Linked DNA regions of Homo sapiens: region 1 is linked to region 2. A link is a loop called in an ENCODE intact Hi-C map of the cell type or tissue named here. Cell type or tissue: endothelial cell of umbilical vein. All regions are shown on one strand. Each heading gives the region's core, and the rest is flanking DNA. Links, peaks and the distances in the headings are about the cores only. Region 1 overlaps CSF1 (colony stimulating factor 1). Region 2 has its middle 30 kb from the start of EPS8L3.

Region 1 (16,002 bases), core at 5,793-13,792, 140 kb before region 2:
TGTTTAGTATGTTTAGATCTTGCCTCAAGGTAGCATTTTGCCATTCTGTGGATCAGCAGTCCCCAGCCTTTTTGGCACCAGGGACTGGTTTCGTGGAAGACAATTTTTCCACGAACCAGGGAGCGGGGTATGGTTTCGGGATGATTCAAGTGCATTACATTTATTGTGCATTTTATTTCTATTATTATTAAATTGTAATATATAATAAAATAATTATACAACTCACCGTAATGTAGAGGGAGTGGGAGCCCTGAGCTTGTTTTCCTGTAACTAGACAGTTCTATCTGGGGGTATGGGAGACAATGACAGATCATCAGTCATTAGATTCTCATAAGGAGTGTGCAATCTAGATCCCTCACATGTGCAGTTCACAATAGGGTTCGTGCTCCTATGAGAATTTAATGCCGCTGCTGATCTGACAGGAGGCCGAGCTCAAGTGGTAATGCCAGCAATGGGGAACGGTTGTAAATACAGATGAAGCTTTGCTCACTGGCCCACTGCTCACCTCCTGCTGTGCGGCCTGGTTCCTAACAGTCTATGGACTGGTACCAGTTCCTGGCCCTGCTGTGGATGACTTCAGAAAAATCACAACTTCATTACAAAAATACAAGTTTTATAAAATATTTTTTCAGATTACAAAAGTAATATAAATGTATTATTAAAAATTGGAAAATGTAGAAGGAATAAAGAAAGAAATTAAATCACCCATAATTCTAACTCTTAGTAATAGCCTCCATTAACACAGTCATTTTTCCTTGCAATTAATGGTTCCTTCTAATCTTTTCTCTATGCACAGATATATGAATTACCTTATTTATTTATTTATTTTTTGAAACAGAGTCTTGCCCTGTCGCTGAGGCTGGAGTGCAGTGGTGTGATCTTGGTTCACTGCAAACTTCACCTTCCAGGTTCAAGTGACTCTTGTGCCTCAGCCTCCTGAGTAGCTGGGATTACAGATGTGCATCACTATGCCTAGCTAATTTTTGTATTTTTAGTAGAGATAGGGTTTCATCATCTTGGCCAAGCTGGTCTCGAACTCCTGGTCTCTAGTAATCTGCCCACCTTGGCCTCCCAAAGTGCTGGAATTACAGGCATGAGCCACTGCGCCCAGCCCCATGTGTATTTTCTATTCTCATTTATTCCTTAACATTATATGATTAGCATTTCCTATATCACTCAGTATTCTTTAAAAACTATGACCGGTAATGATTGCATAAAATTCCACTGTAAATGATGAACTATTATTATATAACTATTCTCCTAGTATCAGACATTTAAGGTGTTTTCAAGGAGAAACTGGTTTTATATAACCTTCTGATCAAAGTATACAACAGCACCTATGAAGTGTTCTTACAAAAAAAACTGATCCAGAACCTGATTAAATCTATAGATTGAATTTCCAAATTTGTAGAAAATATAAGTGACAGAGGAACATGTTAGTGACACTTTGAGGCTGCAACCAAAAAAATTCAGATTCTGGGAAACTCTATGGGACAAATAAACAAGTTTTTCATCAGATAAACTGCTGAGGGAAAGAGATGAGGGGAAGGGGACCTATAGATGAAAAGTGTTAAGAAACATATTGACTAATTGCAATGTATGAATATTGGATCCATATTCAAACAAACTTAAAAAAATTTGAGACAAATTATTGGATGACATTAAGAGATCATTAATTTTTAGAAGTGATGAGTATTGTAGTTATGTTTTTAAAAACCAATCTTTATCTTTTAAAGATTCATACTGAAATCATTATGTTTGAATGGGTATATGTGGGATTTGTTTCAAAATAATGAGGTAGCGGTAGGGAATAGTGTGTGGTAACATAGATGGATGAATATTGGCTTAATTGTTCAAGCTGAGTGATGAGTACATGGGATTTCATTTTACTATCTGTTTATTTTGGTACTTTTTTTTTTTTGAGACAGGATCTTGCTCTGTTGCCCAAGCAGAAGTGCAGTGGCATGATCTCAGCTCACTGTAAGATCACATGATCTTGCAGCTCACTGCAAGAGCCTCCTGGGCTCAAATGATCCTCCTGCCTCAGCCTCCTGAGCAGCTGGGACTACAGGCATGCATCACCACACCCAGCTAATTTTTGTATATTTTGTAGAGGGAGGTTTCATCATATCACCCAGGGCTGGTCTCAAACTCCTGGACTCAAGCAATCTACCTGCCTAAGCCTCCCAAAGTGCTGGTATTACAGGTGTGAGCCACTGTGCCCAGCCGGTACATGTTTTATATTTGCCACAATTAAAACTTAGAAAAGAAACAAAGGAAAAGCCAGCATTTCTGATAGCCATGTGCTGAGCTGAGCTGTGGAAGAAAGAGTCCTGAGTAAGATAGACCTCACTCTAATCCCAACTCTCACATTAACTGGCTGTGTGTCTTTGAGCTGTTTACCTAACCTCTCTGAGCCTCAGAGCCCTCACTTCTAAAACTGATATTATAAAGCCTGCCTCACAAGGTTGTTGTGAGGAGAAAACATATTTTCTGGGAAAGGGCATGCAAAGCTAAGGAATGCTGGATATTTTATGTTAAGGTATGAGTAAAGCGTAGGGCTGAGGAACAAAGAGGATATGCATACCTCCCCTCCTCAGGGAGTTCAGGCTCCCCATTTTTTGCTGGTTCCTCGAGAGTGAGGTTTTCATAGAAAAATACTCTGGTGCACCATTTTAATTTTCTTGTCATTTCTTTTATTATATATTTTTGAGTTGTTTTTCTAGTGGTTTCCCTGAAGATTACCATTAGCAACTTAGTTTATAACAATCTAGTTCAAATTAATACCAATTTAATTCCGATAGTACACAAAACTTTGCTCCTATTTGGCTCTGTACCTCTCTCTCCTTTATGCTGCTATTAACACAAATTATATCTTTATACATTTTTCCCATTGACATAGATTTATCGTTAATGCTTTATGAATTTTTTTAATCAAATAAGAAAAAATACGTTTATACTGTCTTTTATGTTTACCTACGTAGTTACGTTTACTGGTGGTTTTATTTCTTCATGTGGATTCAAGTTACTATCTAGTGTATTTTCAATTTAGCCTGAAGGACCTCCTTGGTATTTCTTTTAGGTTGGATCTGCTTAGTGACAAATTCTCTCAGTTTTTGTTTATCTAGAAATGTCTTAATTCCTCCAACATTTTTGAAGACCAGTTTTGCTGGATATAGAATTCTTGGTTGACACTTTTTTCCCTTCAGCGCTTTGACTATGCCATCTCACTGTCTTCTAGCCTCTCTGGTTTCTGATGAAAAATCAGCTGTGAGCCTTATTGAGCATTCTTTGTATTGAATGAGTTACTTTTATCTTGTTGCTTTCAAGAATCCCTCTTTGATGATGGTCACCAGAGGCTGTGAACAGTAGTCAGGGCAGGGGTGAACAGGGATGGGTAATGGGTACAAAAATGTAGTTAGATAGAATCAATAAGATCTAGTATTTGACAGCACAGCAGGATGACTACAGTCAACAATAATTTATAGTACATTAAAAAATAACAAAAAGTATAATTGGAATGTTTGTAGCAAAAAAACATGATAAATGCTTGAGGTGATGGATATCCCATTTACCCTGATGTGATCATTATGCATTGTATGCCTGTATCAAAATATCTCATGTATCCCAAAAATATATACACCTACTATGTACCCACAAAAATTAAAAATTAAAAAAATATTCCCTCTTTGTCTTTTGAAAGTTTGATTGTGATGTGTCTGTGTCTCTCTTTGAGTTGATCCTACTGAGAGTACATGGAGCTTCTTGGATGTGTAGATTAATGTCTTTCAGTAAATTTGGAAAGTTTTCAAGCATTATTTCTTCAAACATTCTTTTTTTTTTTTTTTTTGAGATGGAGTTTTGCTCTTTCACCCAGGCTGGAGTGCAGTGGTGCAATCTCAGATCACTGCAACCTCTGCCTCCCAGGTTCAAGTGATTCTCCTGCCTCAGCCTCCCGAGTAGCTGGGATTATAGGTGCCTGCCATCATGCCTGGCTAATTTTTGTATTTTTAGTAGAGGCAGGGTTTTGCCATGTTGGCCAGGCTGGTCTCAAACTCCTGACCTCAGGTGATCCACCCACCTCAGCCTCTCATAGTGCTAGGATTACAGGAGTGAGCCACCACACCTGGCCGAAATCTTCTTTTTATTCCTTTCTGTCTCTCCTCTCATTCTTGGACTCCCATTATGTACATGTTGGTATGCTTGAAGATGTTCCACAGGCCTCTGTGGCTCTGTTTATTTTTTCTGATCTTCATTGTTTCTTTGTTATTTCTCTTCCTCAGACTGGGTAATCTCAGTTGAGATTAACTTCAAGTTCATAGATTCTTTCTTTTGGCTGTTCAAATCTACTATTAAGCCCCTCTGGTGAAATGCTCATTTCAGTTATTGTACATTTGGCTCCTTTTTTTTTTTAGACAGAGTCTCACTCTGTTGTCCAGGCTGGAGTGCAGTGGCACAGTCTTGGCTCACTGCAACCTCTGCCTCCCAGGTTCAAGCAATTCTCCTGCCTCAGCCTCCTGAGTAGCTGGGACTACAGGCATGCACCACCACGCCTAGTTAATTTTTGTATTTTTAGTAGAGACAGGGTTTCACCATGTTGGCCAGGATGGTCTTGATCTCTTGACCTCATGATCCACCTGCCTTAGCCTCCCAAATTGCTAGGATTATAGGCGTTCCTTGTCTATATGTTCTTATCTTTATTGATATTTTCTATTTGGTGAGACATTCTTATATCTTCTTTTAGTTCTTTATACATGTTTTCTTTTAGTCTTTGAACACTTTGGAATACCTCATTTAAAATATTTGTCTAGTAAATCTAATGTTGGGGCTTCCTCAGAAGCAGTTTCTATTGATTGTTTTTTCCCCCCTGTGTATAGGGAATACTCTCTGTATCTTTACATGCCTCACGTTTGTTGTTGTTGTTGGAAGCTAGACATTTAAAATAATATAATGCATCACCTCTGAAAGTCACATTTTTACCCCCTTCCCCAGGATTTGTTGTTGTTGTTGTTGTTAATACAGAGAAATACTCTGAACATAGCAGAGGACTTGGGCCCAAATACCCAAAGAGCTTCAAACTTGAAACTCTTCTTCAGGAGAGTAGACAGAGACAGTTTCCTGCATGTGGGCATGGAGCTCTTTTCAGGAAAACCAACATGGAAAGCGTACCAATAGTGCCCTCTGATAGTCACACCTCTTGGAAGATCCCCCAAATATCACAGGCCAGGTGAGGGCCCTGCTCCTACCCGTGAGATTCCTCAGCCCCTAGTCTTTGGCCTGTCTCCCCAGAATCACTAGAGCATATTGAGCCTGCAGATGTCACACTTGGTGGTCCTGATCCAGCCTTGCCCATGCAACCCCAGCCCAGGCCTGGACAACCTCCCCTGGAGATCTGGCTGGGTGTGGGAGAACAAATTTCTAGCCCTTTCTTCCGGGAAATCGTAATCAGGCAAAATAAGAATGATGACAAAGCTGCTGCCAGCTGGAGTGATCAACGGCCAGGTGTCACCTGGCTCAATAATTAACCAGGTGGTTGGGATAGGTCCAAAGGGTGGGCAGGAAGGAAACACATGGGTCACAAAGGACTCAAGCCAAGAGAAGCCAGAAGGAGGGACTGACAGTCAAGAGAGGCCTTTTTCAGAGGCCCAGGCAGTGGACACACCACCCAGGAGAGGTCCCTCTTCTTTCCTGGTGGATTTAGGGATAGCAGCAAGACTGAGAAAACAGGAGTCTGTCATAAGCACCTTTTGCCCAGTTTCAGACTACACAATCCTTTTGAGGGGAGGAAGAAGGAGAATTCTAAGGCCCTGGGGACCCTCAAAGCCCACCAAGCTGGCACGAGCTGTCCATTTTGTGCAAGAAGCATTTGTTAAATGTCTGCTAGAGTGTGATGTTATGATGCTGTATTTGAAAACAGCCAGATCTGGCTTCAAATCCAGGCATTGCTACTTGCCAGCTGCTGTGACCTTGGCTGAGTTAAGTTTCTCTAAGCCTTAGTTTCTACATCTACAGATGAGGATATTAGCACCTTGCTTACAGGGCTATTGTAGAATAGAATGTGATTGCATTTTTACAGAGTGCCCCATACATACCAGTAAATAGTAAATAGCCTTCCATTTGATCTTGTTGACAGTCTTGGACAAGGAAGAGGAACAGACCATGCCTCACTGCCTGTAACCCTTATGTGGCTTCCTTTGTCTTAATCTTCCTGAAGGCCTGCAGAGTCCAGCATCCCTGGTCAGGTTCCCTGTTAGGTATCTTCCTAATTCTATTCATACTTTATGACTAGATATTTACTTGTGTGATTGTTTTACTAATACCTGTCTCCTTCACTGACTCTTATTTACCATTTTGTCCTCAGTGTGTGGCAATCAATGGGGAAGTAAATGAATAAATAAGGATGAGGCTCTTGCCTTCACAGACCTCACTAGATGCACACACATGAAGAGGACAAAATAGCAGAGTGGCTGGGGGAAGGTGTCCAAGACTTCAGAGCAGGGATGGGGCCTGTGGACCAGAGAGGCTAAAGTCCAACTTAGGGTTCTCCCCTAGCCCTCCTCCAGGAATTCACTCGACAACTGCCTGACCCAGCCTTCTCCACTGCCCCGATCCATAGCCTCTTCTGACTCAGCCACCCAGTAGTGGAGCTGAGTCAGTATGGACTCTAGATGGTGCCATGGGGGTCAACCTGTGGGCTTTCCTGTGGTCCAGCCGCTTCACCATGGGGCTTTCCAAGCTAGTGTGGTCCACTTGCTCCCTCAGCAGTCCCAGCATTCAGGAGCAGAGCCTGGTCACTCCCCTAATCCTAGAGCCTGAAGAGGGAAACCAGCAAACAAAAGTGCTGCTCTGGCAGAGGAGGCTTTCACTGGGGCAGGGGACATGTGCTCACTGGGAAATGTGGCTTTTTTTCTTCAGGGCTCCCTGGCCACTGCCTTCACCAAATGACTTTAGTGCCTTATTCAAGGGGTCTTTGGACACCCACCCAGGCCCTGCATCTAGTCCTGTCACCAACTCCTTTCTTGCCACGGCCCACAGTCTGCACGAGGTTAACCTCAGGCTTCTTCCTCGTCTCCTCTGATTCACTTTCCTGCCTCTGGCCGGATAGTGGTTTGGGGTTTGGCCGTGGCCTCTGCTTATATAGTCCAAGCCAGAGTTCCTGACCCTGCCTGCTCACCGGCACCCGTAGCAACCCAAGGCCACTTTCCACTCCAGTCTCCTACCTGGCTCTTCTTGTCAGCCAGAAATACCTGAGCAACAAGATCTCTAACTACTCATCCCTGTGGGAAGCACCCAGCTCTGCCACCTTCCTCTGAGAACAGCCAGGCCCTGGTAGCATGCTGGTGCCCAGGGCTTGCCCAGAGGGGAGCTCTCTGTTTGGCTTGGGCACTGTTGGACCAGCTGGCAGGCACAGTATCAATACACACTTGATTCAGGGGCAGCCCTTTGGAGCCCACAAAGTGCTTTTGGGTTTGTCATTTTATTTGAACTGCAGTCCAGGTATACCTGGTTTGCACTCTTCCTTTTTTTTTTTGAGACGGAGTCTTGCTCTGTTGCCCAGGCTGGAGTGCAGTGGCACGATCTCGGCTCACTGCAACTTCTGCCTCCCGGGTTCAAGTGATTCTCCTGCCTCAGCCTCCCAAGCAGCTGAGGTTACAGGCGTGCACCACTATGCCCGGCTAATTTTTGTATTTTTAGTAGAGATGGGGTTCCACCATGTTGGTCAGGCTGGTCTTGAACTCCTGACCTCAAGTAATCAGCCCGCCTTGGCCTCCCAAAGTGCTGGGATTACAGGTGTGAGCCACTGCACCCAGCCACCTGGTTTGTACTCTTAAACTAGTTCTACAGATGAGGAGAAACCTGAGGCTCAGAGAGGTTAAATACTTACTCAAGGTCAAACAGTAAGAGCCAGTGAGAGATTCAAGCCAAGAACCCAATTTCTGTTGTTTTTTGGGTTTTGGTGTTTTTGAGACAGGGTCTTGCTTCATTTCCCAGGCTGAGGTACAGTGGTATGATCTGGGTTGACTGCAGCCTCAACCTTCTGGCTCAAGCTATCCTCCCATCTCAGTCTCCCATGTAGCTGGGACTACTGGTGTGTGCCACCGCATCTGGCTAGTTTTTGTTTGTAGAAATGGAGTCTCATTATGTTGCCCAGGCTGATCTCAAACTCCTGGGCTCAAGTGATCCTCTCACCTCAGCCTCCCTAAAGCGCTGGGGTTACAGGTATAAGCCACCACGCTCAGCCAGTTCTCTGGTTCTCAATTCAAAGCGAATATTGCTCTATAGGTATGATGCTTCCCAAGCAGCCCCTGCAGCACATGAAGCCCAGGAAAGGCCTGCCGAGATTCTCAGGTCTTTCTGGGGGTTCCAGAGAGGCAGCTAAGGGGAAGGGGTCTTTGCTGTCCTCATCACCAATCCTTGCTTAGAGGCTTTGAAGTGTACATTCCATCCACCACAGCCCAGTGATCAGGAAGGGCTCTAACTAGCCCCATTTCTGTCAGAAGCCAGGAAGACTCCTCTGCTGAAAATCCTTCTGCTTGGCCATTGAACAGTAGTTATTAGATACTAATCTCATTTGCTAATACCAATAAGGCCTCTAGAAAAGGCCACCCCTTACGTCTGGTCAGAATTTGCATTATGATGCCTCTGTTCATGCTTTAAGTATTAACCTTTGGCACACAGTTACTGAGCACCTACTGTGTGCCAGATACTCTTAGGCGCTAAGGCACTAGGCGCATGTCCCCCTTTAATAAAAGGAGGGATGTAGCAGTGTCTGCCACTGACCATGGCCTGGTGGGACAGACAGACAAACAGATTCCAAATTCCAAATCTGTAGAAGCACAGGGGAGGAAGGAATTGAACCTGGGTGGGCCTCAGGAGCTTGAGTCAGGCTGGGAAGGCTTCTCAGAGGGGCCTTGAAGGATAAAATGTAAGTTTCTTCAAAAATCTTTTCTGTAGCTCTTTTGATAGAAAGGGAAGAGCCATCTTAAGGGAAATGACAAGGGACAGGGTGGCAGGGGTGAGGGCACAGAAAGGGGTGACTGAGACACCTGAACACCTAGCCCCTGGTCAAATGTGCTTGATGCCAATCTTGGCCCTGTATCCTTGGTCCCTAAGTCCAAGGACCTAATCTTTGGGGTAGCACTGTCCAGTAGAATTTCTGGAATGATGCAAATGTTGTATTTCTGTGCTGTCCAACATGGTAGCCACATGTAGTTACTGAGCCCTTGACATGTGGATAGTACAGGTAAGGAACTGAATGTTTACTTTTATTTCATTCTAATTAATTTAAACTTAAATAGCCACCCTACCTGACAGTGCAGCTCTAGATACTTCTTATCCTGGATCACATTGGAATCACCTGAGATGTCTTTTAAAAGTTCTGACATCTGGTGCCTGAGCCTCACCCCTAAGATTCGATTTTGTTGATCTAGGGTGGGGCTCGGGGATCAGTATTTTTTTTAAACAATCCAGGTGATTCTCCCGGAAGCCAGTGTTGGGAACCACTAATCCAAAGCTGTCTACCACTCCCTCAGGGATGGGGAGGCCCCTCTTGTCATAGCTTTGCCCAGGGTGTATGTTTGGGCCTTCAACTCCTCTGGCCCTGCCTAACACCCCTCTCCCCATGGAAAGCCACACCCTCAGTCTCCTCTCCAGCTCCAGTAGGAAGGTCGAGCCCGAACGAGGGCCCTTACACGGACTCCTGGCTCTCCCCTGCTAACCACACTCACTTCCCAGCCTGGAAACAGAATTCATTCACCTCAGAGTCTGCAAGGACCTAGCCAGCAACCTCTGCCCTGGTCAGCAGGGCTCAGCAGTCAAGGAGCCTTATCCTTGCAGGCCGCCGGGGCCCTTGGACAGAGCCCAACCAGCCATTTTCCCAGGCTGGGCTAGGCTGGGCAGGAGCAGGGGCCAGTGACCAGGCCTGATGTTTGGCCACTTTCTGCCCAATACGAGCAGATATGCAGATGAATGTGTTTGGGACAGCAATAATACAGGAGGTTTTGGTACCAAGACTGAAACTTGGAGAGAACCTTCCTCCCCTGTGTTTTGTGGAAAAAGGTTCTCTGAGCTGGGGTTCATCCGGCAACTGCTGCCCACCCACCCTGATGTTTGCCACCCACACCCCAAAAGCAACTTTCCCACGACTCACATGGCAGCTTGTGCACTTCTTTTATTATTAAATATATAAGCAGCTTCCTATCTTTTAAATAGATATTTAAATGACTTTATATAAAATAATTCACCACTTCCAAGTATAAAAACAAAATCTCACAGTGCGTGAGCCAATGTCCTCTCTTGACTTCTCAGAGAACAGAAGGGGTTCCTGAGCAGGTAGCCTGGGGGGACACCAGAGGTGGCTCTGGGGCTCCTCCTGCTCTGATGCCACCAAGTGCTCAAAAAGAGCTTCTGCAGTGGGTTGGATTGCTTTTTTGACCTTTAAAATATTATATGTTTAAGGTAGGGGGATGAAGGGGGAATGCCTTTTTATTTTTCTTCCATTTAAAAATATGTGTTTTCTAGCATCAAATATAGAGGCTGTGACTAGAAGGCTAAGCCCCATATGCAAGTTCACTGCCCTTCCCTAAGCTGTCGGCATCAGGACAGGGAAGGTGGGGCCAGCCGACCCTCACTTTCCTGGGCAGGAAGGGAAAGTCACGGGGCCCAGCGGCCAGGTAGGGCAGGGTCTCTTAGCGGAGGACAAAGGGCGGCAGGAGAGGAGGCACACAGCAGCACAAAGGAACCCAGGGGCAACTGGCAGCCCTGTCGCTCGTTGCCTAGGCCTCAGAGCCACCACCACAGGCTGGCCACAAAGTGGAGGCCCTCCAGGCATTGGAAGCTGAGGCCTGGCTCTCCTGATTGCTCTCCCACCCTGGCTTGCCTGGTTAGAGGTGATGGTAGAGGGGGTGGGTGAGAGTTGGAGGTCATCACTGCTGACCAAGGTCAGGAGGAAAGAAGGGTGAGAAGTGGATGGGAGCTGGATACCATGCAGGTGGGGCTGAGATGCAGCCCAGTCCAGGGCTCCTGACAGGGATAACCTGTTCAGCCCCAGGTTCCTGTCGGCAGCAGGGAAAGGACACTGCGCTGGGGTTTGGGAGTGCAGACCCTCCCCCAACCTCAGGTGCATACCTATATTTCAAAGGCCCATCTTCAGTCAGAGCTCGCCCTGTAGCCTCTCTGTCTGTGCCCTCCCCTCCCTTGCTCTCTCCCACTAGTCCCTTCCCTCTTGGGAATGTCAAAGTGCAAGATGCAGAAACCTGGGCGAACAACACAGCCTAAAGACCGGCTCTGGCTGGCGGCCCAGGAGGTTCTCCCACCCCACTCCACTCCGGGGAGTCAAAGGCCAGGTCAGGAGAAGGTCAGGGCTGAGGGGCTCCCTCAGTCGACTGGTGAGGCCAGCTCAGTGCAGGAGGCTGGGGAGAGGCTGGAGAGTGGAGGACGGACGGATGCTGGCTCATGGATGGACGGGGGCAGGCTGTTCAGCAGGCAGGTACAGTGTTCACAGTGCAATGGCTTCCTTCATGAGGGGAGCCTCTGCTTGGCCTCCTGGAGAAGCTCTGGCAGGTGCTGGAAGGAGGAGGGGCAGAGGCCAGTGCTTGATCCCCCTCTTGGCATCACTGGCAGGTCAGGCAGGTCCTGAGGGCAGGGCTGGCCTCCCCTCTGCGCCTGGCAACCAGCACAGGGCACTTAGGTGAGCCGAGGGTGTAGACCCTTCAGGCTGTCAGTGCAGACCAGCAGGTCCAGAGGCCTCCTCTTCCCGTCTCTCAGGCTGCACACCTTTACGGGAAATCAGGCCGACGCTGTCCCGCCCCACGAACTTCAGGCTCCTCTCTCTGGAGACAGGTCCATGCCTGTCCAGGCTGGGATACCTTGGCACCAGGCAGGCCCTCTGGGTGCAGGGTTCTTTCACTCCTCAGCGTCCACCCTGCTTTCCCACAAACCACAGGCCGGTGGGTCCCTGGCCTGGGTTCCGGCATGGAAGGGAGTGAGAGGAGGGTGCAGCCCCTGAGGGAAGAGGGTCCTGAGCCGGGCTCACCAGCCTTCCTCAAGCACATGGGAGCCTCCAGGGCTCACAATAAATAGTGGCAGCATGGGGAGCATCCTCTGGCCTCTCTCATTCAGTCAAGGGTCTGCGGGTTGAGACAGAGGGGCCCCAGCCTGGCTGCTCTGGTCCAGTCCTGGCAGGCAGGAGCTCTGGTGGAGGGCAGACCACATTCCAGGAGGATGGCCAGGGAGGGGTGGTGGTGGACGCCCCATAATGTCTCCTCCCACGGAGAGACTGTTCTGTGCGTCCAGCTGTGGGAGAGAAGGAAAGGCTAGTCAGCAGAGTGGGAATGCGGGGAGGGTCGTTGAGGACATGGATTGGGAGGTGTGGCATTCCTGTGGGCTGCTGGCGGTGCTGCAGGCAGGACTTCCTTTCCTCCCTTCCCTGGCCTTTCCAGACACCACAGAGAGACCAGGCAGCTTTCTCTGGCACCAGCCCAGGCCTCTGGCCCAACTGGCCTCACCTCCTACCTCCTCCTGGGGAATCAGGGCCTCAGTGGAAGATAACGGGGCCCGGGAGAGGTCTGGGCAGGGCTGGGAAGAGGGGTTACTGCTCAAGCAGAGGGCTCTGACAAGGAGCGAAGCGGGCACTTGAATGTCTTTGGACCCCTCCTCAGGCGAGGTCATCTCATTGGCCTTGGTCCAGTGAACAAAGGGTGATTCCTGCTAACACTAGCAAAGAAGAATCTTTCATTTCATCAGAGGGGCATCACATATGATGTTCAAGACAGTAGGGCAGAGCTAGCTGAAGAGGAACAACTTGGGCCAGAGAGGAAAAGTCTAGAGGCAGTGCCAGGACAAGGAAATTCCCACACTGTCATTTGGCACGCGACCCCTAAGCAACCCAGCCCCTCCTGGATGGGCCGAGGGCCTTGCCTCCCGCATCATCCATGGGAGTCAGGGCCTTGTCCTCTCGCCTTCCACCCCCATCCTTGTCCTCTTGCCCAGCATCCTCAGGACGCTTTGTTCCCAGAGCAGAAATCCCCTGGACCCCATCCAACAGTTTGACTTTGGACCTTGTGTGGAGCCTCCCTCCCTAACATCCATAGGCCCTACTGGGTAAGGAGGGAAGATGGAACCACAGCCTCTGGCTCCCTGCCCATTCCCATGCTCTAGAGGGAAAGAAGGGGAACCATAAACTGGACATGAGCCATGCTGGGTACAGCCAGGCCACAGGCCCAGCTAGGGCCCAGGAGGGGAGAAGGACCCAGTGAGCGAGTTCCAGCCTGCTGCCCCATCTTCTAGCTGCTTAGGGCTGAGGTGCTGGTGTCTGCATTTTCTGTGGCTCTGAGTCCCTATCTCAGTCTCTGCCTCTATGTTTCTCTCTCTCACTTCTCAAATCACAGCAGCAGTCACTCTAGGGGCTGGCACTCAATCTCTCCAAGGCCACTGGTGCCTGGCCTGGAGACCACCTTAGGGCTGGACCTGCCGGGCCAAGTGGGATCTGGATGTAGCCCCTGCCCTGGATTCCCTCTCCAAGTGAAATCTTGAGGGGGAAGAGGAAAGCTTGGGACGGGCCTGAGAATAAGCAAGTGGGGAAAGGAGGGTGGGCGTGTAGAGGGGTGGGACAGAGGGCCAAGACCACGGCGAGGGGTTTGGGGACAGACGACCCGTGGGAAGGGTGTTGTGGCACTGAGCCACCAGCAACCAGTTCTGAGGAGGCCTGGGTCATTTCACAGTCTTGCCAGTGCCCCAGCTGACCCACTCACCCATCTTAGCCCACCCCACTGACAAGGTAGACCCCAGGATTCCAGATATGTTGTTACTGCTGGTTCTTGTCTAAATAGGTTCCCCTGGTTTTGAGCATTTGCCAAATTCCCTATCTCTCTAGAAGGGGCCCAGACCTGTCACTCCACACATGGGAGAGCCCTGCGGCACTGGCTTGCACTTGGTAAAGGATGTGACTGGAAACTTGACTGGGTCACCCCAGCTAGTCAGCCAACCAGCCAATTAGTCAGGCAATCAGCTAGTCAGTTGCTCAATGGGCTCCCCAAGCAACAGCTGGTCAGTTAGGCAGTTACCAAGATAGTTGGTTGGTTAGTCATTCACCCAGCCAGCTGGTCAGCCAGTCAGTCAGAGTCAGTCAGTTAGCTGGTTAACTGGTCAGCTAGAGGCTGGTCAGTTAGAGACAGCTGGCCAGGGTCAGTCCGTGAGTCAGCCCTGAAGCCAGTCAGTCAACATTTATTGCATGTTTGGCAAATGTGGAGAGGCCCTCTCTTAGTAGAACCCAGGATGGAAAAAGAAACACAAAAAAAAGTGGAAGACAGTCCCTGCCCTCAAGGGGCTTACAATCTTAGGGATGTGGAATGTACAATACATATAAAATAAGATTTTAAAAAATATGAAAACAACATCCAAATAAGTGCAAATTGATATACTATTAGCCAAATACAAAAGAGCAGGAGGAGCATGACTGAAAAGAGCAGTCAGAAGGTTGTGGAGAAGCCAGGAAGGCTTCCTGATGGGCTGGCTGTGGGCTTGGGTGGGAGGGGGAAGAGGTGGGCCAGCTGGGGTTGGCGGGGGGCAGGGGTGAGGAACAATAGGGTCACAGCTACATCAACAACATGGGCAAAGACAACAGCAGGCACTCATCAATGTGCAGGAGGCACAACTGGGAGGGCTACGGAGATGACAGAATTAGGATTTCACACAACTTCAGTAGGTTCAGGTGATGGGCAGAAACCAACAAGGTGGCTTTAACAAAGGTGAACATAAACTGCACTTTGGTTAAAAAAGTTAAGTTGTCCAAGTACAGGGTAGAGATGGTCTGGCTTGACAGAAGTTTATGGGAAATGGAACTAGGGGTTTTAATAGACCACAGGCTCAACATATGACAACAGTATGATGCAGTTGTTAAGAAAAAAACTAATGCAATCTTAATCTGCACAAATAGAAGAATACTGTCCATATCAAGGAAGGTAACAGTCCCACTGTACTCTCTCTGAGCTGGTCAGACAACATCTGGAGTACTGTGTCCGGGGCTGGGCGTCACATTTTCAGAGGGACATTGACAAACGAGTGTGTCCAGGATGGTGAGGGGTCTGAAAACCATATCATATAAGGAACGTTTGAGGGACTTGGCCATACTTAGCTTAGAGAATTCTCAAAGGGGACATGGATACCTGACTTGAAATATCTGAGGGTTTTCATGAGAACAGGAGGGAGGAGCAGTATGGAGGGGGCAGGGAAGCCAGTTTTGCCTCGCATGAGGAAGACGTTTCTCCCAGTCTGACTGGAAGATGGCATGGGCTGTGGCTAGGCAGGGAGCTGGGCTGGATCTGGGAGTGTGTGACAGCCAGCTGGCTGGCTCCCTGTTGGGGACATGGAGAGGGGCAGTCCCTTTGGGGTGGGAACCAGGGCCAAATGACCCCTGAGAGCCCTTCCAAGACTCAGGTTCTATGTCAACATGATCCTAAAAGCAAGGAAGCAGAACTGACCTCAGCTGGGGAGGAGGGTTAACTGGTGCGGGGGTGGCGATCTGGCAAGCAGCTGCTGTCGAAGGGGCTTGGCAGCCAAGCCAAGAATATAGGGCTTGCAGTGGCTGCCACACAGAGCTACTGAAGATTCTCCAGGAGGGTAAAGACCTTATAAAGGCCACATTTGAAAAAGGGGGGTTTAGTTGCTCTGAGGTCACAGGTGGCAGCAACACTAGAAGCCCAATGCAGAGGTAATAGTCCCTGGCCTCAGCGGGGGTGGATGGAATGGAGGGGCAGGGGGATAGCTGAGGACCTGGAAAGGAGAGGGTGGCTGGACCTGGCTGGCGATGTATGGAAAGGGAACTGGAGAGAGGCATGGGAGTCAGTGTGGGGGCCTCAGGGGAATTGGTGTCACCAACAGGTGAACGTGACTGGAAAAGGGTATAGGTAAGTTTTAGGAGTGGAGATCAAAGTCAGAATCTTACCTTAGAATTCCCTCTACACTGGCAGTTCCACCTGTCTGTCATCCTGAGTCAGGGGGCTG
Region 2 (14,811 bases), core at 6,812-14,811:
TTTTTCGGAAAAGGCAGGTCTCGCCATGTTCCCCAGGCTGGCCTGGATCTCCAGCTCAAGCAATCCTCCCACCTTGGCCTCCCAAAGTGTTGGGACTACAGGTGTGAGCCACTGCACCAGCCCAGCTTTAGCAGTTCTTAACATATTGCCACATTTGCTTCAATTTCTTCTTTATTTTATTGTAGTAAAATATGCTGACATAAAATTGACCATTTTCACCATTTCAATTTCTTTTTGAAACATAATATTGGAAATACAGTTAAAGGGCCCTATAACCTCTGTCCCATTCTCTTCTCTCCTTCCCTTGAGATAATTACTATTCTAAATTTGATTCTTCTATAAAACTGATTACATGTACATTGTAAAATAACCCATTGTACAGTAAAGAAAGGTATAAAGCACAAAGATAAAATTCTCCTGTTACCCCCAGCATGAAACTCACTCCCTCTGAAGAAACCACTGTCAAAGCTTCCTATAAATCTTTCCAGGTATTGTTGTTTTATATTTAGGAATTATATTGACTTGTTTTCTTTCTTAACACAAATGGAATTATGTTATCCATACTGCTCTCCAGCTTGCCTTTTGTTTCCTATTATCAGTGCTCCTTGGACATTTCTCCATGTGAATGCTACTGAATCTATCTTATTCTTTTGAACAGCTGCATGGAATTCTACTTGATTTAATGTTTCCATGGATGGAGATTTAGGTGGTTTCCAGTTACTTTGCTATTTTAAACAAGCGTACACTGAACATTCTTTTTTTTTTTTTTTTTTTTTTTTGAGATGGAGTCTTGCTCTGTCGCCCAGACTGGAGTGAAATGGTGTGATCTTGGCTCACTGCAACCTCCACCTCCCCAGTTCAAGCAATTCTCCTGCCTCAGCCTCCCGAGTAGCTGGGATTACAGGCATGCGCCACCACACCCAACTAATTTTTGTATTTTTAGTAGAGATGGGGTTTCACCATGTTGGCAAGGCTAGTCTCGAACTCCTGACCTAAGGTGATCCACCCGCCTCAGCCTCCCAAAGTTCTGAGATTACAGGCGTGAGCAACCGCACCCGGCCTGAACATTTTTGACAGAGTTTTTGCTCACTTGTGGGAATACTGTGTATCTGTAGAATAAATACCTAGAAGAGGAATTCCTGGATAAAAAGGTACGGAACATTTGACACCTCAAAAGCTATTGCCAAATCTAAAAATGATCAACTTAAACACCTACTGACAATGTCTGAGAGTTCCTGCCTCCCCACATCTTCAAGAACATGTCTTTTCACACCACTGGCCTTTTTTTTTTTTTTTTATCTTCTGTGAACTGTCTGCTCCTATGCCTTTCCTCTAGCCTTTCCTGTGTTTATTTTTCACATGTAACTCTTTGATCCATCTGGAATTAATTTGGGATGCAGCATGAGATAGATGTTCTTTTCAATGAACATTTATTCATGTTTCCCACTCTGTAAATGATTGAATTAAGTGCCAAGACAAAGGGAAATGCAGATCTCTCTCCATTCTTAATAGGCCAGAGGCTACCTCATTTTGCCTCCCCACTTAGAACTAGCCCACCCGAGGCTCAAGGTTAAGAAATGGAACATTGGCTGGGCGTGGTGGCTCACGTCTGTAATCCCAGCACTTTGAGAGGCCAAGGTGGGTGGATCACTTGAGGTTAGGAGTTCAAGACAAGCCTGGTCAATGTGGTGAAACCCCGTCTCTACTAAAAATACAAAAATTAGCTAGGCGTGATGGCAGGTGCCTGTAATCCCAGCTACTTGGGAGGCTGAGGCAGGAGAATTGCTTGAACCCTGGAGGAACAGGTTGCAGTGAGCCGACATCATGCCACTGCACTCCGGCCTGGGTGACAAAGCAAGACTCCATCTCAAAAACAAACAAACAAACAAACAAACAAAAAAGAAAAGAAAAGAAATAAATAAAATATTGTCTCTGCCCACCCCATTTTCATAATGGATGGGCTGGACACAGCTGCTCTGCAATATCCAGTCAGTTAGTTGTTCAACAAATACGCAGCAGCAGATCCCATCACTGGGATTTGGGTTTTTTTCCCCCTAGGAGAAGTGTATTGCATATGTGGGGAGTGAGACACATAGATGTTTGGTGGCCAGAGGAGTGACTCTAGCAGATTGCTAACAGTCTATGAAAATCCATTCTCCTTTCTTCTTCTTCTTCTTCTTTTTTTTCTTTTTTTTTTTTTTTTTTTTTTTTGAGGCAGGGTCTTGCTCTGTCGCCCAGGCTGGAGAGCAGTGGCACTACAGCTCACTACAATCTCAACCACCTGGGCTCAAGTGATCCTTACACCTCAGCCCCCTGAGTCGCTGGGGCCACAAATGCACCAATGCATCTGGCTAATTTTTGAAGAGATGGGGACTCACTATGTTGCTCAGGCTGGTCTTGAACTCCTGGTCTCAAACAATTCTTCCACTTCGGCCTCCCAAAGTGCTGGGATTACAGGCATGAGTCACTGTGCCCAGCCTCTTCTTCCCTTATAATGCAGTTGAAGCTGTCTAAGTAGGGGGACAGCATTTTCCGGCCCTATTGCATTTAGATGACACCATATAACTACACTCTCACAGGCGGAATGTGAGTAAAACTGGCACGTGCCCCTCTGGGCTGTAGTGGTTTATAAATATGGCCACAAATTCTTCCACTCTCTTCCCATCAAGAGGTGGGGGGTCTACAACACCTCCACTTGAACCTGGGCAGTCTTCTATCATAGAGTACCATGGGAAGAAATGTGACTTCTGAGGCTTAGGATATAGAAGGTTATGTAGCTTCACCTTGTTCTCTGGGAACACACACTCTTGAGCCCTGAGCCACTATAAAAGAAACCCAACTCCTTTGAGGCCACCATGTTGGAGAGGCCACATGTTGGTGCTCTGGTACTGGCTCAGCCTAGCCCAGTCTTCCAGCCACGTGCCAGGTAAGCAAAAATGCCTCCAGACGGTTCAGCCCCCAACCATTTGAGTCTTCCCAGCTGAGGCCCAGACATTGCAGGGCAGAGACAAGCCACCCTCTCTGTGTTCTGTCCAAATTCCCCCGGAATCCCTCACAGACTCACAGAATCTGTGAAGATAATGAAATGGTTGGTGTTTTACAGCACTAAATTTGGGGTGGTTTGTTCTTCTGTAATAGACCACCGGAAGGAAGCCAAGACCCAGAAAACCAATTCCCCTTCCTGCTGGCTTCAACCCAGATGTGGCACTGACCCAGCCTCAAGTCCTAGGGATGACAAGCCACTGCATGGAAGGACCTGCATTGCTAAATAACCACATGGAGTGCTGCTGCTTGCTGATGTGAAACACTTTGGAAGGTTACATATAAACATCTTTTTTTTTTGAGACAGAGTCTCACTCTGTCACCCAGGCTGGAGTGCAGTAGCATAATCCCAGCTCACTGCAACCTCCACCTCCTAAATTCAAGTGATTCTCATGTCTCAACCTCCCAAGTAGCTGGGGTTACAGGCTCCTGCCACCACACCCGGCTAATTTTTCTATTTTAATATGTTGGCCAGGCTGGTCTCCAACTCCTGACATCAGGTGATCCACCTGCCTTGGCCTCCCAAAGAGTTGGGATTACAGGCGTGAGCCACTGCACCCGGCACATATAAACATCTTTATTCCTTAGGCCAAAAAAACACAACAAAGATATAGCAGGGACCAAGGCAGACGCAGTCTCTACCCTCTGTGAGCTTATGCCTGGCTGAGGACGAAGGTGGAGGGGAGAGGTTGCTACAACAGATCAAACAGTTCGGTTGTTTAATAACAGTTGTAATCAGTTCTAAGCAGAGATATATAAGGAGCTGTAAAAATCATTCATGGAGGCTCTGACCCAAGCTGGGAGAACACGGAAGGTAACCCTGAGGAAGTAATGCTAGCTTGGAGACCAGAAGGGTGAGTAAAAACTAAGTAGGATCGGAGGAAAGGATAGGGCAAGAATGTTCTGGCATCAGAAAGGGACACAGCATGTACAAAGGCTCTGAGTCAGAAAGGAGATACTGAATTTGAGAAACTGAAACAAAACAAAACTCAGTGTGGACCTTGTGGGCTGGGCTGAGGACTTCAAATACAGTCTCTAAGAAATGAGGATCCATGGGTCCATGCCAACAGGAGATTGTCCGATCAGATAAGCCTTGGGAGGCTGTGAGGGGAAGAAGCTGGGGTCAGGAGGCTACTGGACACTTTCTCTGGGTTGGGGCTATGGAGATAGAAGTGCTAAAATTCAAGAGATATTTGGGAGGTGGCTGATAAAATTTGGAGGGAAAGAGAAACTTGTTAAGAGAAGAGTCAAGGATGAAACGCTAGTGAGCTGATGTCTAGTCTATGAGTAAATTATGATGTCATGGCCAGAGGAAACCGAGATGTGGCCAAATACAAAGGGAGCTCAGAACATAGAAAAGGGATTAGCTTTGCTAGTAGGTGCCTTTGAGCATGTCATCTTCCACGTCTTTGTCTAGAATGTGAAAATAATCATGGCTCTGTCTATGACACAGGACTCTTTTAAGTATAAGGATGATGGCTGCATTCATTCACCTAAAAAAACTTGTTGAGTAGAGCCTACAATCTACAATAAATAAGATTGGCCGGGCGCAGTGGCTCATGCCTGTAATCCCAGCCCTTTGGGAGGCCAAGGTGGATGGATCACTTGAGGTCAGGAGTTCGAAATCAGCCTGGCCAACATGGCAAAACCCTGTCTCTACTAAAAATATAAAAATTAGCCAGGCGTGGTGGTGCATGCTTTTAGTCCCAGCTACTCAGGAGGCTGAGGGATGAGAACCTGGGAGGCAGAGGTTGCAGTGAGCCGAGATCGCGCCACTGCACTCCAACCCAGGTAACAGTGCGAGACGCCGTCTCAAAAAAAAAAAAAAAAAAAAAAAAAATACAATAAATAAGGTTAATACATAAAGTATATAGTGTATTCATGAAAAGTGCCAAGGAGAAAAAATTAAGTGGTGGTGGCTAGAAGGAAGAGTAAATTCTTAGGTACAATGTTCAAGGTATATACTCACTAGCAGGTTGGATCTAGGTTCTGTGGAAACTGAGGTTTATACAATGAGGGGATGCGAGATGCTCCTTTATAAAAAGAAGATAAAAATATCTTACCTTTGCAAATTTTACAAAGATATGTGACCATCTGAATAGATTTCTGGGGCCTTGGAAGAGGCCCCTGTGAGTGCAGGGACCCAAAGCACAAAACTGCATATTTCTCCGGGTGTCCACCTCCGCTCAGGAGTAATGGAGCAGCAGGGCAGGGCAGAGGATGGGCTGTGGGTATCACAATAAGAACCTGTTTCCAGGCCGGGCACTGTGGCTCATGCCTGTAATCCCAGCACTTTGGGAGGCCGAGGTGGGCAGATCACGAGGTCAGGAGATCGAGACAATCCTGGCTAACACGGTGAAACCCCGTCTCTACTAAAAATCCAAAAAAAATTAGCCGGGCGTGGTGGCGGGCGCTTGTAGTCCCAGCTACTCGGGAGGCTGAGGCAGGAGAATGGCGTGAACCCGGGAGGCACAGCTTGCAGTGAGCCGAGATCGCGCCACTGCACTCTAACCTGGGCGACAGAGTGAGACTCCTTCTCAAAAAAAAATAAAAAATAAAAAATAAACCTGTTTTCTGTGACTTAGAGCAAATCATCCAACCACTCTGACCCTCAATTTCCTGATCTGTAAACAGGGACAACAGTATCACATCTTTACAAGGTTTTAAGAAGTAAATAGCAGTGTGTATGTGCTCAGCTCATAGTAAAAAGTGGTAGCTATGTTTAAAACTTTTAATTCCTACTAAATACAGATGGCAAACTACAGTCTCAATCTCTGGGAGGGACCAGAGAGAACTCAAATAAAAAGGGAATTGCAAACTGAGAGCAGGCAGGCAGGCCCCAGGCTGCCTGTGAGTGCTGGGCTCAGTGGCGCCAGATGTATACACTGTTTGCGTGGCCTCTGACATGTTGAATGGGTCTGTGGCAATGACCCTCACATGCTCCACTCTGGAACAGAATCTTATGGAGACCAAACATCCAGGAAAGACCCAGCTGTCCCCATAGGCGTGGGCGTTTGCATGGAAAGAGCAGAAAGAGCAGAGGCTGTGAGCTCGGGAGGACCTGGATCAGAATCCTGCCTCTGCCAGCCTGTGAGCACCTGTGAGCGCAGCCAGTGACTCCCCGGTCTGAGCGGCTGCCTCCTCATCTGCAGCCTGGCAAGACAGTCCTAACACTGCTGCACAGGGGGCTGTGAGGATACAATGAGGTGAAGTGCCAGGCATACACAGAGTGAGGTAAATCCTCCTTCCTTTCTTCCTCTTCCCCATCAGGCACTCCAGGGTCTGCAGCCGAAAGACCAAGCTGTGACGCCTGGGGCACTCGGTGACTCTGGAAGTTCTCCTTGGGCCCTGGGTGTGTGGCTGCCTTGGCAAATGCTCACTGGCAGATAACAAAGCCAGTTTGACCCGCAGTGGGTGCCCATGACGTTCAATGACCTCAAACAATTAAACCCATAATCAGAGAGTGCTTGGACTTGGCTGCTGTGGGTTTGCCTACCCACGAGTCACAATCATCTTGCTGGGCTTATACGTCGGCCGTTAGCCCTCAAAGTCCTGTTGCTAAGAGATTATGAACCAAATGATGTTTCCAAAAAACAACCACTACAGGATGTTCCAGGAGAGAGCCATAATAACAGCCTAAACGGAACGGACCTGCTGTTATTGATAAAACCTTATAGAGTTGAGGATTGGGTAACTGAGGTAGCCTCGCCATACACATCCTATGTAAATTACTGGTTTGCAAAGGTTTTGAATATAATAAAATGGACTCAGCGATACAACTGTAATGGATGTAGTCTAATGTCTTCATAATTCCAAAGGTTCTTTAGTCAACCAAGATGTATTTGTTGGTGGTGCATATTACGACCATCTCAGCTACATTTAGTTGCAGGCAGTGACTAAGTCTAACATAGCTGTAACCACCCCCGTTTGGCAGAGTGCCTGTTTGCAATAATTAAGTGATTTAACATAGCCATTCACACCCACCTCCATTATTGCTTTGTTGCTGAGGCAACAGGAACCAGTCAACTAACAGAAGCCAGGTTAGAGCAGGACAGAAGGAAGTCAGCAAACCGGCACTTGCCAAAAAATGGCTGTTATCTGGCACCTAGAGTCGTTTTGCCCATGGGATTTTCCTGGGAAGATGCAGCCATTCTGTTCTGTGTCTTCACCAAAGGCTGCTGGGTCATCCCCAGATGATCTCTATCAGGCAGATAGATTAGTGCAAAGTAGCTGTTCCATAATCTGTTATGAAAGGAAATCCTGATCTCTGCTGGCCTCTCTCCAGACCTGGGAGCCTAGTAGTGTGATACCAGCCCCCGACACTCCCTTCCTGCCCCCTGTCCCTGATCTCCTCCCCTCTCAACCCTCGCCACCCACCACTGCTTTCCGTCTGCTTAGGCCCCCTGGCTGCAGCGGACTTAGGGTCTACATTTGATCTCCCTGGGGCAGGTCACGGAGAGAAAATTTTTGTATTCTTCTCTCCCATTTTATAGGTGAGGGAACCAAGGTCCAGGGAGACAAAGCTAAGCGTCAAAGTCACACAGCTAGTAAGTCAGGAGACAGGCTCATGTCTTCTAGCCCCAAATCTCAGGATCTTCACTGCTCACCAGACCCAAGCCCCCTATGATAGTTGCGCAGGAAACTGCTGGATGTTGCAACGCCTCCTAGAAAGGGTCAGCGTTTCCATGGGCTGACCCTGGTGACCCTCAGTCACTGCGTGGCACCCAGGGGAGGGGACAGAGCCACAGGAACTCTACCCTTTTTCCTTCCTCCAAGGGGTAGAGGATCAAGCAGAGCATTTAAGATCCCAGCCTTGGAAATGTATTCTGCCACAACCAGAGTGAACTTGGACAAGCTACTTACCTTCCTGCAAGGCAGTTTCCTCTGCAGAAAATGAGGGTAATACTGGTACCTATCCACCTGATAAGGCTGCCCTGGGGAACACCTGGGATTAAACAGGTAACAGCGGTCAGCAGGATGTGTGGGAAACAACGCTAGCAGCTGCACCCCGACTCTCACAAGATCCACATTTTCACCACGACCATCATCATCCACTTCTGCTCAGGACCTGAGGTGCAAGTGGGGCGGGAGCCTGTGTCCTGAGGGGCCTCTGGTGACAAGGAGACAGATTTCCCAGGATTCCTGAGATCTTTAATCCTTGGGAAGCTGGGCTGGAAGAAGCAGCTTTATGGGTTCCGTGCCCATCTAAACACATGTGCTTCCAGTTGGCTCTCCTGGGCTGGAATTCCCCAGGCCCCCGCCCAGGCCAGCTCCCGCCACTGCCCCATGCACCCCTCACTCCATGCTGACTCCCTTGGCAGGCCCGGGGGTCCTCGAAGGCTGGCTGCCTCCCCTCGCCAGTTATCAATTCCAGCCTCGGGGCGCCTCCCAATTCCGTCTGAAAGTTTCTGGAGGGGGCCAGGTCTTGCCACTCTGAGAGTCTTAAAACCCCAGCCCAGAGAACGGCTTCTAAAGGAGGCCTGGGAGAGTGGGAGTGGGGGATGAGGTGTAGGAGGGTGGAGATGAAGCTGAGGTGGAGGGGTCATTAATTCAGCAGCTCTGCCACTTGGTACCAGCCCCCAGGGCAGCGGCTCCAGTTGTCCTGTGGGGCCAGGACGCTGTTTCTGCTGAGTCATCCTTTCTTGCCCAGAGGGATCCTGGCCCCAAGCCACATTCCTAGTGGGGTCTGAGTGCTGCAGAGTAGGAAGCTTCCTTTCTCACCAGCCCCCAGCGCTCCAGCCATGCAAACAGGCTGGTCTCTCAGCAGCCTCTGCCGGCAGCGAACATGCTTCTCCGTTTGTCTGCATTCCCCCAGCCCCCCAGCCCACCTGGATCCCAAGTTCTGGGAGCTAAAAACACTCCCCAGGGAGGTACAGGAGGCGAGGCTGGCCCTAACAGGAGGGGGCCAAAGGGAGATTAAGGAACGATTTTAAATTTCTGCCTTCCTACAAGGGGCCCTCCCGCTGTAGGGGTCCAATAGCCCCACTGAAAAGGGCTGAATCTCAGCCCAAAGGCAGAGGCAGCAACCCCAACCTCTCTGTGTTGTGTGAAATGTCAGCGTCCCCAGACAAGCAAGGTAGCCACACCTGCGGAGCTCATGTATCAGGAACAGGCTAAGAACACCTACTATGTGCTAAGCACTGCTCTGGGCGCTGGCCTTGCAGCAGTGAGCAGGGCAGATGCGGCCCAGTCCCTGGCGTTTCTCCCAACCTTTCCAGTCCCACCACCGCTGCCTCCACTGGTGGTCTCCTCCCAGACTGCCCAGGTCCAAATCTTGGCTCCCCACTTCTAGCGATGGGATCTTGAGCAAGTTACTTTACCCCTCTGTGCCTCCATTGCCTCATCTGTAAAATGGGGTGAAGTAATGCCTACCTCATGGGAACGATGAGAGAGGTAAATGAGTTATTATGTGTAAAATGCTTAGAACAGTTTCTGGCACAGAGCTCAATTCTTTCCTGTGTGTTCTGAACTCTGTGCCTGGGCTCAGCCCTCTCTCCTCCTGGAATGCCCTGCCCCTCTTCTGGAACCCATAAGTCCAGCCTCTTCGCTGAGTTTCCAGGTGAGAAGACCAATTAGGGGCAGGCCCACAGTCAGCCCACAGCCTTACTAGGGCCACCAATACTGGCCGAGTGTTTTCCTGTTGCCAAGGGTTTTAAACAGCCCTGTGAGGTAGATAGGGGAGGGAATTCGGTGAGGGAAAGACACCCGCCTGAGGTTGCAGAACCAGCGAGTGTTGGATCTGAGAGTGGAACTTGGATCTTCTGACTGGAAGTAGCACTGCCTCTGTCCCACCTGGTGGCGTTGGTCCTAAGAAACCTTCAGATATCCTGAGGCTATCACCAGGGCCTCTGAAGCTAACCCAAGGCTCGGCACCCAGAAAATGGGGCCTTCCTAGCCCTTCAGAGGCCCTGGAGTCAGTTGAGCTTGTCTCAGAGCCAGCTGGGGTCCACGAAGGCCTCAAGACAGGGGGCGCTGGCTAGCAGAGCCCTGAGGAGGGCCCTGCAGGAAGAGCTCAGCGGAAACTCTGAGCAATGCTGGCAGCCACAGGCCTCTGGGCTTCCTGCACCCTCCACACAGGCTGCCCTGTCAACATCAATGTCAATGCGTTTGTGAAACCCTGCCGGGCAGGCAGTGGGAACTCAAGGGGCCCCAAGGGTTCATAGGCTGTGGTCACCCTGTTCCTTTGCAGCCCAGGAGAAGGTGGCTTTCTAAAGACTGCTGTCCACAGTGTAATGGGATGCAGCTGCTGCCGAAGACAGTTACCTGAAGGAGGCCCCACGGTCTCCTTAGGCCTTGGGCCTCCAGATCCCATGGCTTCTCCCTGCAGGTCCATATCTTCTGGGGTCCCCACAGATTCAGAGAACCCCCAGACAGAGCAATAGAGTGGACCTTGTGGTCGAAGGACTTTGGAGTGAAAGACATGTGGGTTATAAGCCCAATCCACAGCTTTGCTATCTGTGTGACTTTGGGAAAGTTAGTTAACCTCTCTGTAGAGAGCCTCAGTTTTCTCATCTGTAAAATGGTGACAGAAAGTACCTACCTTGTCCTGAAGATTAAATAAAACAATGTAAATGGGAGACCTGGCATACCATAAGCTTTTGATAAATAGGAACTGATGTTTTTGTGACCACTGAGTGATAGCAGATATTGGAGGTACAAATACTATTGCATTTCTTCGATTTGTATAATTTCAATTAAAACCATCCAGACCTAATTTACTATACTTGAAAGAAAAACATACCTTCCTCTGGAATCTTCCTCTCCTTTCAAATTGCCCAAGAACCTCCAGGTCTCATGTACTCAAAAAGTGGAGGGGGAGGTAGAGGCTCCAACTTCTGCACCTTGGCCAGGAGAACCAGGACGCTGACCCGTTCCCACTGAGGTGGCACCTGTGGATAACTGCTCCCACGTGGTCAGAAGGCTGAGTGTCCTGTGCCAACCAGAGCACCACACAGGCCACATGCATCTTCTGGGGGCTGACTTCAAGGATGGCAGAGGATGGCTGACAGTTTGCTGGGGCTTCAGGTCCACCCCTTGCGGTCAGAGTCTGAGTCCCTTTTCCTTCCCCAGGATCCACACTGGGGTTGGGGCTCCTTCTTTACAGACCCCAAAACACAAATGGCCTCCTTACTCCTGTGTCTGAAAGTCCCCAGAAAGCTGCTCCCCTTCGCCACCCCCAGACCCACCCTCCATAGTAAACCCCAGTGCTGAGTCACCTGAAGACTACCAAGGTAACTCTTGCACAGAACAGAGGGAAAAAATGGTCTATATGGGGCTTCCTGCCGTATTTTTTTTCTTCTCAGTAACTAGGCAGCAGGGAGAAGCCAAAGTGAAGCCAGCATCCAGCGGTGGAGCCTTTGCCTTTTCTCTTTATGCTCCAGGTGCACCAGAGGTGAGCAGGGGACGGGAGGGTTTCATTTCTGTAGCCCCAGGCGTCAGGCTTCAGAGCCTGAGCTCTCAGCCAGGATATCTCTACAGCTCAGTAAATGCTTGCTGACTGACTGAGAGCAAAATGATCTCTCTGAGGGGGTGGGATCAGGCAGAGATGCTGGGATGGGCAGAGAAGAGGAAGTAGACCAGGGAAACGGCCAGGGGTGAGGCAGATAGGTCTGCAGATGGGCTGGGAGCAGCCTTGTAGGAGCAGAGGAAAGAGAGTACTGTTCTAGGGTGGCCTGAGAGTAAGGGGTAGTGAGGGAAGTGGCCACTAGGGTTGCTGCAGGACACCAGAGGCATCTCTGGGAAACCTGTGGAGCCTGCTGAATGCCTCCAGGTGCATGGTGGGGGCCGGGGAGCAGAGGCCTCATGGACGTAGCAGCCCCAAAAGGGCAGGTGCATGGGGGGTGGTTCCCAGGGGTGTTCAAAGGCAAAAATTAAAATGGTAACTCCCTCTGCGAAGAGACCCCTGGGCATGGTCCAAACTGATTCAACAGCAAGCATACTGCCCTTGACAATGTCCAGAGCCCAGGCCACCACCTAGAGGCCGCACCAGCACTCTCTGGGCCCATGTTGCTGCCCTATGCCAAGACGCAGGTCCCTGGAGGCACGAGCAGCCTGGAGCTGACCTGGGCTTCCTCAGGTGCAACAGGCACATGGAGTGTCTGAGAGGCACAGGAGCAACAGCCAGTGCCCCCTGCAGAGGACCACTGGGGTCACAGACTTCAGACCTGATGACCTGGGCTCAGATCCCAGCTCTGCACCTACCAGCCGTGTGACAAGGTGTCCTCTCTGAGCCTCAGTCACACACTGCCTTAACGGTTGGGCCTCATGGAGCTGTTTGTGAAGGTTAAATGGGAAGACATAAAGCACTTAGCCCAGAGCCAAGGACATGCTGAATAGGATAATGGTGGCCTCCTTTGGCGCTGTGCTGGTGCAGGTGTGCCGAGGAACTGGGCAGGGGTGACAGATACCTCTTCTAACCTAGTTCCTTTCCAAGAACCTAATTGGTGTCTCTCCCTCCCCCAGGCAATTGGAAGGAGGAGGCTGGGCCCCAGCCCCAGAATACGGGAGGTTTCTCACCGTGGTAGGGAAATTGCTGGGTTGGGGGTGTGGGCAACCACAGTGATCGTCTCTCTGCAGGACGGATGCGGCTTTGCTGACAGAGAGTCTGCGGCCTGGACATGCCAGCGGTGCAGGTCTGAGGTCAGCACTGGGGAGCCGGGCTGGGCCCCACCAGGGCGAGACATCTGCTTTCAATCAGCTGCCCTTCTGCCCGAGAAGGGGGTGAGGGCTGAGACCTCCCCCAAGCCCAACTTCTCATCACACAGAATGGACACTGAGGGCAAAGGAGGCAGGAGAAGCTCTAGAGACCCAGGTCAAAGAGATAGAGGTTTATTTTTGTTAAGCCACTTAAACTAAATCCTTCAATAGCTCTCTTTTGCAAGGCCATGCCCAGTCCGGCCAGTCAGCCCCCAGCCTCCCCCCGCGCCGCCCCAGCTCATGCTGCCTTGTCGCAAGCCTCTGGCTTGTCCGCCACTCGAGGGCTTTGCACTCACGCCCTGGGGGCCCCTGCCCTGCCCTGTGCAGGCTGACTTGTCATCCTTCAGCTGAAATCCCACTTACTCAGGAAAGGCTGTGGACGCATTTCTCCAACCCTGTTGACAATCTTGTTGAACACAGTTTGCTTTGTACCTATGTGTTCATCTGCATGGCTACTGAATGTCTGCCCCCCACCCCACTCTAGACTGTAAGCCCCATGCGGGCAGGAGCTAAGGCTGTCTTCCTCAGGACAATATCCCTAAAATTCAGAGCAGGGCCTGCCACAGAGTATGCGCTCAATAAATACTTGCCGAATGAATGAATGACTCATGCCTCTAAATATTTATAGCAGTTTCCTTCTGTAATCTTCAATGGTTTGAGTTCCACCAGATCCCTGCAGGATAATCAGTGCTTACGCCCATTTGACAGGCCCAGGTGAGTTAATGACCCTGGCTCCCAATCCATCCTGACTCACAGTATCAGGCTACCTTTGTCTAGGAGGAGGAGGAGGGACAAACTGGGAGAAGAGAGGCACGTGCCACAGAACCGGAGACCAGAGAGAGGGCTGGGTGAGAGACCAGCAAAGGGTGGGGGCACTGCCGGGGAGCCACATGCCAGCAGCCAGGCCCATCACACCCCATGTCAGCCTGTGTGGAATCACTCCCCATCCTGGAGAAAGTCCAGGAAGATGCCCACTGGGGATGTGCCCCAGCGACCACCCCCTATCCCTGCCAGTTCTCACATCCTTCTCCTGAAATGGCCATGCACTAAGCGGGCTTGCAGTCAACCACCCCAGGGTCAAACCAACGTGCTGCCTCTGACAGCTAAGCAATCTCAGACAGTTTAGTCAACTTTCTGAGCTTCAGTCTCCTCAAATGTGAAATAGTACCATAATAGAGCTGGCCTTAATGAGCAGTGGTGAAGCACCCATGAGCCCATGAAAGTTAAGCACACAGCAGGAAGAACTGGGTCTCTATGTTTCCACGGCCGCCATTGGCTCATGGGGACCATCCGTTGGGTATTGAGTGGTCTTGCTCTTGGCGGTAGACAGGGCTTATTCCCCTCCACCTGGGAGTGTCTTGAGGACAAGGACCTTTGTATCCCCCAGGGCTCCCAGGCCAGCCCAGACCCAGGTTGGGCTCTCAGCTAGATGCACGAACACATGAGTGTTTGTTTGGATCCAGAGTAAAAGCTCTGTGAATTTCCTGCTGATGTCAAGAGCAGGAGAGCTGGGGGGAGGAGATCTCTTCTGCCACACCCAGGCACTGAAGGATGGGTGTGCAGAGGGCAGAGCTGGGAGGAGCAATAAACGCCAGAGAAGAAGAGGACAGAGCATGACTGGAGCGGGCGCAAAACCCAGAAAAAAGGCTGTGTTGGAGTTCAGGAGGCCCTGCAGAGAGCAGATTTGGCCTGGGACCAAGAAGTGTAGCCTCAGAGCCTGGGAAGAAAGGACAGGAGGCCTGGGAAGGCATGGCAGAATTAGCCCAGACCTTGATCTGTGGGTTGGAAAGAGGCTGGGTGTCCCTTAATAGCACCTGCTTAGCACAGTGCCTGGCACACAGCACATGCTCAGTAAACATTTGTTAAATGAATGAATGAAGAATGAGGTTTTTCCATAACTTCTGTACTAGTCTCTCCACCTCTGTCCACTCTAGCTGTCTGTACAGGCTTCCTCAGAACGCCACCACAGGAAGCAAACTCTAACCCACCCACTCCCACTTGGAAGCTGTGGGCATATCCCCCACCGTCATAGGCAGCGGCCACACACAGGGGCCTGGGCGCCAAATCAGGAAC

The links. A loop is a pair of places that touch in the nucleus more often than their neighbours do. Peaks named below come from ENCODE experiments on the same cell type or tissue, not always from the same donor. Only the 100,000 strongest peaks of a DNase experiment are listed, where the experiment ranks them.
Region 1: it touches region 2 in a loop (2.9-fold over the local background); 5 of 110 quality-filtered maps call a loop at or near these places.

What each region holds. Positions count from the first base shown.
Region 1 is chr1:109,925,144-109,941,145 of GRCh38, reverse strand. It overlaps CSF1 (colony stimulating factor 1), which reads right to left. Exons shown (of 9, transcript NM_000757.6): 8 at 15,944-15,999; 9 at 10,154-12,294. The coding sequence ends at 15,957. Among named protein-coding and RNA genes, the nearest start is that of CSF1, 22 kb to the right of the region's middle. RefSeq lists a silencer at 9,784-9,998 and an enhancer at 9,122-10,070. In endothelial cell of umbilical vein, for the core only: no CTCF peak of the experiment used is centred there; DNase peaks (open chromatin) are centred at 6,685, 9,875 and 13,055; H3K27ac peaks cover 426 bases.
Region 2 is chr1:109,786,217-109,801,027 of GRCh38, reverse strand. No RefSeq gene overlaps it. Among named protein-coding and RNA genes, the nearest start is that of EPS8L3, 30 kb to the right of the region's middle. RefSeq lists enhancers at 9,809-9,868, 12,414-13,297, 13,298-14,181. In endothelial cell of umbilical vein, for the core only: CTCF peaks have their summits at 8,817, 9,999 and 11,728; DNase peaks (open chromatin) are centred at 6,997, 8,717 and 10,067; H3K27ac peaks cover 1,369 bases.